2 separate regions of the Homo sapiens genome follow, and region 1 is linked to region 2. Evidence: chromatin loops called from intact Hi-C (ENCODE). Cell type or tissue: CD14-positive monocyte. All regions are shown on one strand. Each heading gives the region's core, and the rest is flanking DNA. Links, peaks and the distances in the headings are about the cores only. Region 1 overlaps LINC01350 (long intergenic non-protein coding RNA 1350). Region 2 overlaps LOC107985239 (a long non-coding RNA gene).

Region 1 (5,385 bases), core at 127-5,126, 76 kb before region 2:
TCTGAGCTTTAAGTTTCTGTACTCAATATATTGAATAAAAGATATATGTAGTATACATTGGAATAGAAAGAGATTAACTCAGTGCGTCATCGAGCACCTAGTTCTGGGGGTGGTATAATCATTCTGTCATGTATGATGGATGCCTGGATAGATCTCAGGATTTTGAAAGTCTCAAGTTAAGCTTCTAGTTTATTCCTCTAAATCTCTAGGGCTTTAAATAAAAACAATCTCGTAAATATCTTCACTACAAGATTCAAGTGTGAAACGCTTCAGTAGGCCTCTGAATTAAATATGTTTGGTAATTGATTATGTGTCCACATTATCTGAATGTAGGAGATGGATGTTGACACTGCTTTAAAATAACAATAGGAAAATAGGTTTCCAGTGAGAAAGCCCCTGTGATGGGAATGTCAATTTATTGCAGACATTTGTGATAAAAAAGTCAGTCATTTTTCTTAAATGAAAACTAGAGTTAAACACAGTAAATCTGTTGGCAATGGAAATTAATAGGATACCAATTTAAAAGGAACTACACATTTTTTTAAAAGGAAGAAATCTTAGTTTTCAGAGCAGTTTTAGGTTGACAGCAAAATTGAGCAGAAGGTACAGAGATTCCCAGAAGGTACAGAGGTACCCCCTTCCCCACATATGCACAGCCTCCCCATTGTCAATATCCCCCACCAGAGTGGTACAGTTGTGACAATTATGAACCTACATTGACACATCATTATCACCGAAAGACTATAGTTTATATTAGGGTTCACTCTTAGAGGTACACATTCTGTGAATTTTTGCTAATGTATAATGACATGTATGCACCATTACAGTATCATACAGAGTAGTTTCACCATCCTAAAAATCCTCTGTGCTCCACCTATTCATCTCTTCTTCCTCCCCCTGGCAACCACTGATCATTTTACTGTCTCCAGAGTTTTGCCATTTCTGGAATGTCATATAGTTGGAAACCTACAGTGTGTAGACTTCGCAAGTGGAGTTCTTTTTGGTGATATGCACTGACGTTTTCTCCAGGTCTTTTTGTGGCTTGATAGCCCATTTCTTTGGAACCACACACGTTTTTAAAAAATTGACATTCTTCTGTGACTTACAACTGTGGTTTCTGTGGTTAGATGTAGAGATTGAGTTTTACATTGTTGGCAAATACATTTTGGAGTAGATAAGCCCTGGGTTTAGAGACAGCAGTCATGAGTTCAAGTTCCAGCTCTGCAATTTACTAGGATGGGAACTAGGAGAAGTCACTTAACCACTGAGGTTAGTGAAGGCTGAACATAAAGAGGCTCAATTGTCCACGAGGTAACCCAGCTTGAGCTTTTGTCCAGTAGGGGTACCCCAGAGGGGGTGTGTGACACACTGAGCCAGTCAAACCCTCTGTCTTACAAAGTTGAACCAGCAGATAAATACATAAGCCACTAAGTTTGAGGGGATTCAGAAGGTAGATCACAGAGGTGCTCTTGAGTCCCAAAATAAATTCAGTTCTATCCATATAGTGAAACAAAAAGTAGTCAATAAAGTTCATTATTTGAGATAGGGAAGATTTTAACAATAGGGGGTCACTCTCATAAGTAATTACATGTGGGAGGGGTAAGATATAAGGTAAGATATAAAGATGTACACACAGAATTAGGCTACATCTCTAACTCATGATTTAATCTGATCCCACAGGATAATAAATAAAGGTAGCTAAGGAGATACTCCAACATGATTACCCATATTTATCTCTAAGTAGGGATTATGATTGGACCATCCTGGGTTTCAGCAGAAAACTGATAAAACTCGTATACTGGGTAATTTGAGGAGAGTGTCTTAAGGGTCTATATGTGAGGTATGAGTGAAGAATGGTACGGGTTCCTAGGGTCAGCCCCATTAGCAGCCTAGGCCAGAAGGGGTTGGAGGAAAGAGTGGTTTCCTGAACCTTTAGAGAGAGGGCTGCTGGACAGAGCTGTGCCCTTCAGTCAAGGCACACAGACAGCCAGCTGCAACCCCACAGGAAGGAAGTCAGGCCCAACTTCACTCACACAGGCAAAACTCCAGCAGAAGTCCGAAGGCAAGGGGGCCTTTGGATGGAGCTCAGCTTCCCCAGGCACTCAGCAAGGTGGAGAAGGATGGGTGCAGAGAGCAATCGGGGTGATCTAACCTTCCTCTTTATTCTTGTCTGAATGTTCCACACTTTCTCCAAGGAACATGTAGATCAAACATGTATTTCATAGCTTTAAGTTATTTTCTCCTTCAGTATTCCATTTTTGTCATTCATTGCAGAGGGTTGGATGAAAAATAAAATAGAGGCGTGGGTCAAAAAAAAGACTGAAAATAAGTAGAAGGGGATGAGAAATTCTGGAAAAAGTAACAGAAGTGATTCTGGGCACAAAAAAAGTCACATTTGGTGGCTAAAGTAAATGGGCCGCCAAGTCTCACTGTCCCAGCTCCACAGTGTTCTGCACATTAAAGACTAACCATAATAGAAATAATAGTCACTTCTAAGGGGATTTTCTCAAATGGACTTTCCTGAATCTGCTTTGACATACAAATTAGCCTTAAATGAAAACACCATTTCAGAGTTGCCAAGGCCTTTTTCAGCATTCTAAAGCCATTTTGTCTTTTCATGTCTCTGATCTAAATGTATCTGCTTTCAAACCCAAAATGGTATTTTCTGTACAAGTGTACCAAATTGAATAGAACCCGCATCTGACAGATCTCACAGATATGACTAGTTTCAGTACAAGCAGATGTCAAACCAAGCAAACCATTGTCACTGGCTAAGTGCATGAGGTGAACTGAGGATAAATTCTGTGGTCGCCACTTCCTCAGAGCTCAAAGGCTAACACCCATTTCATCAGAAGGACCCACTGGGCTTCAAGGACTCCTATGCTGATCCAGTAGAGGGCAGTGATGGTTCCAGGAGCCTGGCTGGCCCTATGCAAGGACTCCCCAATGAAGGCAGGACTGTAAGACTTTATACAAGCCAGACAGGCAGAGTCACCTGAGTTTATTCCTCTCATCACACTGTGGTCTGTGGCTATTCCCTTAGTAACCCTGCAGCTGCTGCCAGCAGTCATGGGAAAAGGCATTATGACCTTCAACTCCATCTGCAACCTTGAAAACAAAACCCACAGCACCTCTAGCCTCCGCAATATCAGATACATAGCAGGATTGTCTGGTTATATATTTCAGGCCCAAACCAGCCTCTGAGTGAGGTAGGCAGGGGGCTACTCCTTTAAAGGAGCAACAAAGGAGCCCATAGTTACCAAAAAGGACATTTAAACCTAATCAAGAAGGGATCTGAAGCAGAAGACAATCAATGCTGATCCTTGAAAGGTCTGGGGCTCTTTAATTAAAGAGCCGCCCCCCCCCCCAAACTTGACATTATAGTTAATGCAGGAGAGATGAGCTTAGTTACGAACAAGCAAAAGTGTGTTTCACTTGCAAATATCAAACAAGCTGTGGAAATTATTTGCATGGATTATCAGTTGGTAGACACCTCAGAAGATTTCAAGTCTCTGAGAATTTCTAAAATAATGTATTTAAGTGATTTAAGTTACAGGTTGGGGAAGCACATTATGCAACAGTTTTCCCAGTGCAACTTAACTTTTCTACTAAGGAAAATAACTTAACTTGCATTGCACCATTTATATGCAATCAGGAGTTAGTCTTTCTTTCAATGGCATATAAAAATAGAAAGCATTATAAATGTTAGAGCTAGAAGAGACTTTAGTATCACTGTTTTAAATTTGTTAAGCAGTGGAACCCTTTTCAAGATAAACCTTATAGGCAACCTCAATATATCCAGAACAGATAAAAATATTCTATTAATATAAGTTTATTTTATAAGTTCACATTTCTGTTAAATATTATAAAGTCAGTCACTGAGAACAAGGAAGTGTTTTTAGATGAATGAGATCTGAGTTTATGGATGACTTATAAACATACATCAGTTTTAGAATATAATTTATTTTGGTGTTGTCTTTGCAATGACTTTTGTCAAGGATGACAGTGATTGCCACAGATAAATCACTGTAAATGGTAACAGATGTTTTTGTAATAGCCTTTCTTTCAACCTTAGGATATTCTTTAACTAAATAAAACAAGAAGCTTAATTCCAAAATCTGCACCAAAACAAGTTATTAACATTGGCAACATAGTAGTAAGCTGTAGTGCCCCAAAAGTTAAAAGATATTTTTAAAAATTGTAGTAGAGACAGATAGCTGTGTCCTTAACAAAAATCAGCTCCTTTTCTCTCTGGGTTCACAGCTCAACCATATTTACCAGCCTTCCTGTGGTCATTTGTCTGAGCTCCAGCTAGTGAAGTATGAGTAGAACGGACATGCACCACTTCCAGACCTGGCACCGGCAAACCCCCCATGGCAACCCTCCAACCCTTTCCTCAACAACTGGACCACGCTGGAAAGGACTGAGGATCTAGAGGAGGACAGGGCTGTAATATGGAAGGAGTTTGGTTTCTGAAGGACCATGTAGCAGGCCACCTGCAGGGCGGGAACATCTTTAATAGGTTTGGAATAGCAAGAAATAAACTGGTCTTGTATTAAACAACTAATTTTGGGGTCTTTGTTACAACAGCTAGCATTATTTACCCCTGCTAATTAATATCGTAGATATCATGGTTAAGATAAATATGAAAACAACATTTGAATCAAATGTTTGCTGAACCCCTAAAGCACCTATCCAGAAACCACAGTTTGTAAAAACAGAGTTTTGTTTGTTTTTGTTTGTTTGAGACAGAGTCTCACTCCGTCGCCCAGGCTGGGATGCAGTGGCGCAATCTCAGCTCACTGCAACCTCCACCTCCTGAGTTCAAGCAATTCTCCTGTCTCAGCCTCCCAAGTAGCTGGGATTACAGGTGTGCACCACCATGCCTGGCTACTTTTTTGTATTTTTAGTAGAGATGGGGTTTCGCCATGTTGGCCAGGCTGGTCTAGAACTCCTAAACTCAGGTGATCTGCCCACCTTGGCCTCCCATAGTGCTGGGATTACAGGCATGAGCCACTGCGCCCGGCGGAAAAACCAGAGTTTTGATCCAAACTTCTATATAGATGCATGACTTCCTTGCTGGAGGGTAAAGTGAACTCTTACTCAAAGCCACCAAAAAGTTAGTAGGGCTTTCAGCAAGTAGTAAGAATAATATGATCAAGATAACTTCTGTTTTGTTTTGTTTTTTGAGACGGAGTCTCGCTCTGTCGCCCAGGCTGGAGTGCAGTGGTGTGATCTCAGCTCACTGCAACCTCCGTCTCCTGGGTTCAAGCAATTCTCCTACCTCAGCCTCCCGAGTAGCTGGGATTACAGGCATCCACCACCACACCCAGCTAATTTTTGCATTTTTAGTAGAGACAGGGTTTCACCACATTGGGCAAGCTA
Region 2 (5,385 bases), core at 328-5,327:
CCCTTAAAAACCAGGATCACCCCACAACAGAACATCATCTCATTATTTTAACACAGCACAGCTTTTCCTTGCTAAAATGCGTTTGGTCTGTAGGATGGATTGGTTTGGTTTGGTTTTGAATTGCAATATTTGCAGTTGGTGCCCAGCTCACAACTGGGTCTTCAAGCAGGCTCACTGCCCATCTCACCAACTGCTGCATTCTCTCATGGCTGCCAAGAGAAGAACATTTTGCTGTTTCAGCATTCCAGGAGAGCGTGCAGAAAACACAAACTCCAGGGCCTTATAAGTCAGGCTTCTTCACATGCTCTCAGTATGGACACAGCAAGCTTTAAATGCCTCACAATGGAGTTCAAGCTTTAAAATTTCTGGTTGGTGGCCAGAGGCCTGGTGAGCTAGAGATGCCTATGCTTCTCCTGGTGGTAGGTAGAGGAGACACTTCACCATTTGAAAAGTGAACTTCAGTTATCACCACCGTCTCTTTAGGATTTGCTAAGAGCAGCAGACACCTTGTTTGCCAGAATGTAAGAGCATGAGAGGTAACAGCCAGGGCAGGCTGTTCTCAGGACCCAGACAAGTCGGCTTTCTCTCCAGCCTTAGAGGCATTCTGTTGTTCTTCGAGATATCAGCCCATTTTCCATGGCCTCTCTCTCTTCAGTCCCTGGGTTGTTTCCTCTGAAACTGCCAGTGTGTAGAGGAGGCTGATAAAATGAGTTGTTTAAAGTGTCTACTAGACTCTTTGCTTTTACTTTAAACCTGGCTCACCTACCACCGACCACCCACCATGCGGCCAGCAGTCGACTAAAGGAAGCCACTGTTCACCAATCACCTTTGACCTGCTGGCCTTAATCCCCGCTCCATTCCACTTCTCCAGGCTCTGACCACTTAGTCTTAAACTTCCCTTCCTTTTCCTGTTGGCCCCAAGATTTCATCACTGAGTTTAATCTCTTCCTCATGACCTGTCACCTTCTCTAGCACACGGTTTATGTTCTCCATCTCTCTCCTCCTCTCCTGATCTATTTGACTCTCCCATCTCTTTCCCATAGTGGTTTCCAGCCCACCTAATGAGTGACCCTTGAAGATAAATTCAGACATAAAGATGTTAAAAGATTTAACTTGCCAGCTCCATCAACCCTGAAAACTACATCTCCAGCCCTTCCTCCCTCCCATTTTCCTATATCTTTTGTGCCTGAAAGCCATATTAAAATCAAAGTTATCTTTCCTCTAAAACCAGATTTATTCTGGATGATTTCTCTCTTTCTGTTCTTAGTACCATCATTCTTCTGCTCACAGAAGAATGTGAGCTGTTCATCCATTCTCACAAAGGTCAGCATACCAGCCTCCTTTTCACTCGTTTTCAACCCAAGGACTTCACAAAAGCTGTTCCCTTTGCCTGGACAGTTCTTACTTTCCTTCATTCCTGCCTCACTCCAACTCATCCCTCAAGTTTCACTGTCAGTATCCCCAAAACCCTTCCTAATTGCTTATTACGCCAGTTTCCATTTCTCTGATAGCACGTATTACCATTATAACCTAAATCAAGCTTGTCCAACCCACGGCCCAGGATGGCTTTGAATGCGGCCTAACACAAATTTGTGAACTTTGTTTAAACATTATGAGGTGGTTTTTTTTCTTTTTTTTGTTTTTTTGCTCACTAGCTATCATTAGTGTATTTTATGTATGGCCCAAGACAATTCTTATTCTCCCAGTGTGGCCCAGGGAAGCCAAAAGATTGAACATCCGGATCTAAATATTGACTTGTGGAATTACATGTAGGATGTTGGTAAACCACACCTCCCAGTACAGTAGGCACGAGCCACATGACACTGTTGAGCACTTAACATGTAGCGAATCCAAACTGAGATGTATTATAAGTGCAAAACACATACAAAATTTTGAAGACTTAGTACAATAAAAAGAATGTAAACTATCTCAATAACTTTTACACTGATTACATGTCATAATACTTTAGCTATATTGTTAAATAAAATATGTTATTAAAATTAATTTTACCTGCTTCTTTTCGCTTTTAAAAATGTATTTCTAGAACATTTTAAGTTATAATATGCACTCCCATTATATTTCTACTGGACAGGGCTGTTGTAGACCTTAAGCCCCACGAGGACAAAGCCATTTTGTTCATGACTGTAATCACAGCTACATTAGCACAGGGCCTGGCACATAGTAACTGGATTGGGGACTATATTTTGAAAGAATAAGTTTTTCTAGACACCTGGGATTTAAATCTAGGATTCTCAGGCCAGGGATGGTGGCGAACACCTGTAACCCCAGCACTTTGTGAGGCCCGGGAGTTTGAGACCAGCCTGGACAACATGGCAAAACCCTATCTCTACAAAAAATTAAAAAATCAGCCAGGCATGGTGGCACACATCTGTAGTCCCAGCTACTTGGGAGGCTGAGGTGGGAGTATGACTTGAGCCTAGGAGGCGGAGGTTGCAGTAAGCCAAGATCACACCACTGCTCTCCAGCCTGGGCAACAGCGAGACCCTGTCTCAAAAAAGTAAAAGTAAATGAATAAATAAGTCTAGGATTCTACTTTTTAGAAAAAGAGTAACCAAGGATAAACCATTAAGATGAGGGAGTCAGCAGCTCCCCTCTCCAGCAGTTCGTGCTGTCTGCTTGCCATGGGCATCAGAGCTTCTCTCAGCCTGGGAGACTTCGTTGTGGGACAAGGTCTAAACAGGCTCAGACAGTTTGTCACTGGCTTACATTGATAGCATATCCATCTGAAAGTACTCAACAACTAGGTTTACCTTTCAAATTATGGACAATGCTGGAACAGAAAATAATAAAAGAATCTACATAGCAAGAAAGGATTTAAGGGCAATTCATTTGATCTAAGTCATTTTCACAAATATGATCTCATGAGTAATAGCTCATTTGCTTTTCTCAACCCTTAGTATCAGAAAATTCCTAACCTGAATTCATCATAAGGCAAAACATTTAACATGTGGGAAAACATTTAAATGTGGGAAAGAATAGAGTGTCTAAGAAGTCTAGTGATGTCCTGAAAGACCATTCTTCTTCCACATTATTTGGCTCACTCACATTCACAGACATGACCATCACTGTGAAGTGACTCAGCAATTTCAAGTATCTGTATTGCATTACACCAAGTTCCCATGGTTGGCATTAATAGCACATTGCTTGAGGAAGGAAGAAGCCAAGCTGTCCTGTGATCCTGAAGACTAATCCCACAAGAGAAGCACTGGTTAGTCACAGACAAGAGCACAGGGAATAGAAGCTGTTCAACCACATGTATCAGGTGACAACTGGAAGAGAGTTGCTGAGAGCTGGGATGCCGAGAAGGCAATCTAACACAAAGACTCTTAACACAAACATCCATTTCATCTGAAGCATCAACCACTCCTTACTTGGCAGTATCACTGCCTTCCCCAATGACAATAGGAACAAAAAACATCACTTTAATGAGGTTTACAGAGGCAGAGAAAGCTACCACTCCCTCTTTCTTTCCTCATGTTTCAAAATCCACAGAGCTGAGAGACAACCAGATGGTATAGCCTCAGAAGTGTCACAGTCAGCCTTAAGCTTTCTCAAGAACACAGAAATAGTACTGGGCTAGAAATGAGAAGTTGGGATTCCTATCCCTCCTATTAGGTATTAGTTTGAAAATCACTGAGTTGACATGCGTTAGGCCTGTTGTTCCCAGTGTTGCCTTGTGACTCTGCTCACAGCAAATGACTTAAACAGCAACAGCCATATGACAGGATACTCAGCTTCCCTGTGGCTGAGGCTCCTTTTGTTACAAGAAAGTCTTGGAGGAACACAAGATCCAACAGGATGCCTTCATGTCCATGAGATCTCACCAACCCTACATCTATCTTTCCCCACTTACCCAATAAGGATTCAAATATTTTAGAGTAAAATTAGAGAAAGGAAAAAAAAACTCAGGTTTTTTTTTTGTTTTTGTTTATTTTTTTAAAGATAGGGACATGTAAAAAGGGTACACGAGTCAAAGGCCCTAAGCAGGAACAGATTGAGCAACAAAACAAATAGTAGTATTGGATTTTAACCCATAGACTAAAATAAATACCCATAAGTCCACACTGAATAAGTAAATGAGTGAATAAATAAATTAGGGAGAAGAGACAGCTTTTCCTTACAGAAAAATTTCAGTTAATGAAAATAGAAGAAATAGGGAAATAGAAAACAGCAATTAGAATACCACAATAATAATTACTGCAGGCAAGATCCACAGTTAGATGCTAAAATTAATGGTCAGAAGGTTGAGGAGGAACAGATATTTTTAAAGTCTCAAAATATCTCTCCCAAGATATTTATAAATTTTAAAAGGGAAAATAGTAACCTTACAGAATAGAAACTCAAGAGATACCACCCTAACCAAGAGATCATGGCTAACAGCACCAGTAATAAGATACACTGACGGCCAGGCACAGTGGCTCAGCCTGTAATCCCAGCACTTTGGGAGACTGAGGTGGGCAGATCACGAGTTCAGGAGATCGAGACCATCCTGGCCAACATGGTGAAACCCTGTCTCTACTAAAATACAAAAAATTAGCCAGGTGTGGTGGTGAGCGCCTGTAGTCCCAGCTACTGGGGAGGCTGAGGCAGGGGAATCTCTTGAACTCAGTAGGTGGAGATTGCGGTGAGCCAAGATTGCACCATTGCACTCCAGCCTGGTGACAGAGCAAGACTCCATCTCAAAAAAAAAAAAGATATACTGACATCAAGAATCTCACGTTAGATGCACTGAGATCACTGATATTACTTCAGCTACAATGTAATTTTTTTTACCAAAAATATGGAACCTCAATCTCCTCACAAGAAAACATCAGACAAACCAAATAGAGGGACATTCTACAAAATATTTGACCAGTACTTTTCAGAAGTGTCAAGGTCATGAAAGAGAAGGAAGGACTGAGGAGCTGTCATGCATCACAGGAGATTAAGGAGATGACAAGTAAACAAGACGTGGGCTCCTGAACTGGATCACAGAACAGAAACAGAGCACTAGTGGAAAACTGGCGAAATCCAAAGAGTCAGTAGCTTAGCTGATATTATTGTATTGATATTAATTTTTTAGCATTGAAAATTGTACTATGGTTTTCTAGGATAGTAACAGAGAATCTGGGTGAAGAGTATACAGGAACTCTATATATCGGCAACTTTTATGCAAATCAAAAATCATTCCAATTAAAAAGTTTAAAAATGGAAATTAAAAATTTGAAGAGGCCAGGCGCGGTGGCTCACGCCTGTAATCTCAGCACTTTGGGAGGCCGAGGCAGGTGGATCACGAGGTCAGGAGATCGAGACCATCCTGGCTAACACGGTGAAACCCCATCTCTACTAAAAATACAAAAAATTAGCCAGGCGTGGTGGTGGGCG

Evidence for each region. Peaks named below come from ENCODE experiments on the same cell type or tissue, not always from the same donor. Only the 100,000 strongest peaks of a DNase experiment are listed, where the experiment ranks them.
Region 1: it touches region 2 in a loop (2.1-fold over the local background); 2 of 110 quality-filtered maps call a loop at or near these places.

What each region holds. Positions count from the first base shown.
Region 1 is chr1:185,557,554-185,562,938 of GRCh38, reverse strand. LINC01350 (long intergenic non-protein coding RNA 1350) reads left to right here. Exons shown (of 4, transcript NR_110793.1): 4 at 4,264-4,560. The region is part of intron 1 of LOC107985239 (a long non-coding RNA gene); the gene reads right to left. Among named protein-coding and RNA genes, the nearest start is that of LINC01350, 68 kb to the left of the region's middle. In CD14-positive monocyte, for the core only: CTCF peaks have their summits at 2,694 and 2,894 (motif pointing right); a DNase peak (open chromatin) is centred at 2,868; H3K27ac peaks cover 1,217 bases.
Region 2 is chr1:185,482,070-185,487,454 of GRCh38, reverse strand. The region is part of intron 1 of LOC107985239 (a long non-coding RNA gene); the gene reads right to left. Among named protein-coding and RNA genes, the nearest start is that of LINC01350, 140 kb to the left of the region's middle. In CD14-positive monocyte, for the core only: no CTCF peak of the experiment used is centred there; DNase peaks (open chromatin) are centred at 914, 3,134 and 3,714; H3K27ac peaks cover 1,657 bases.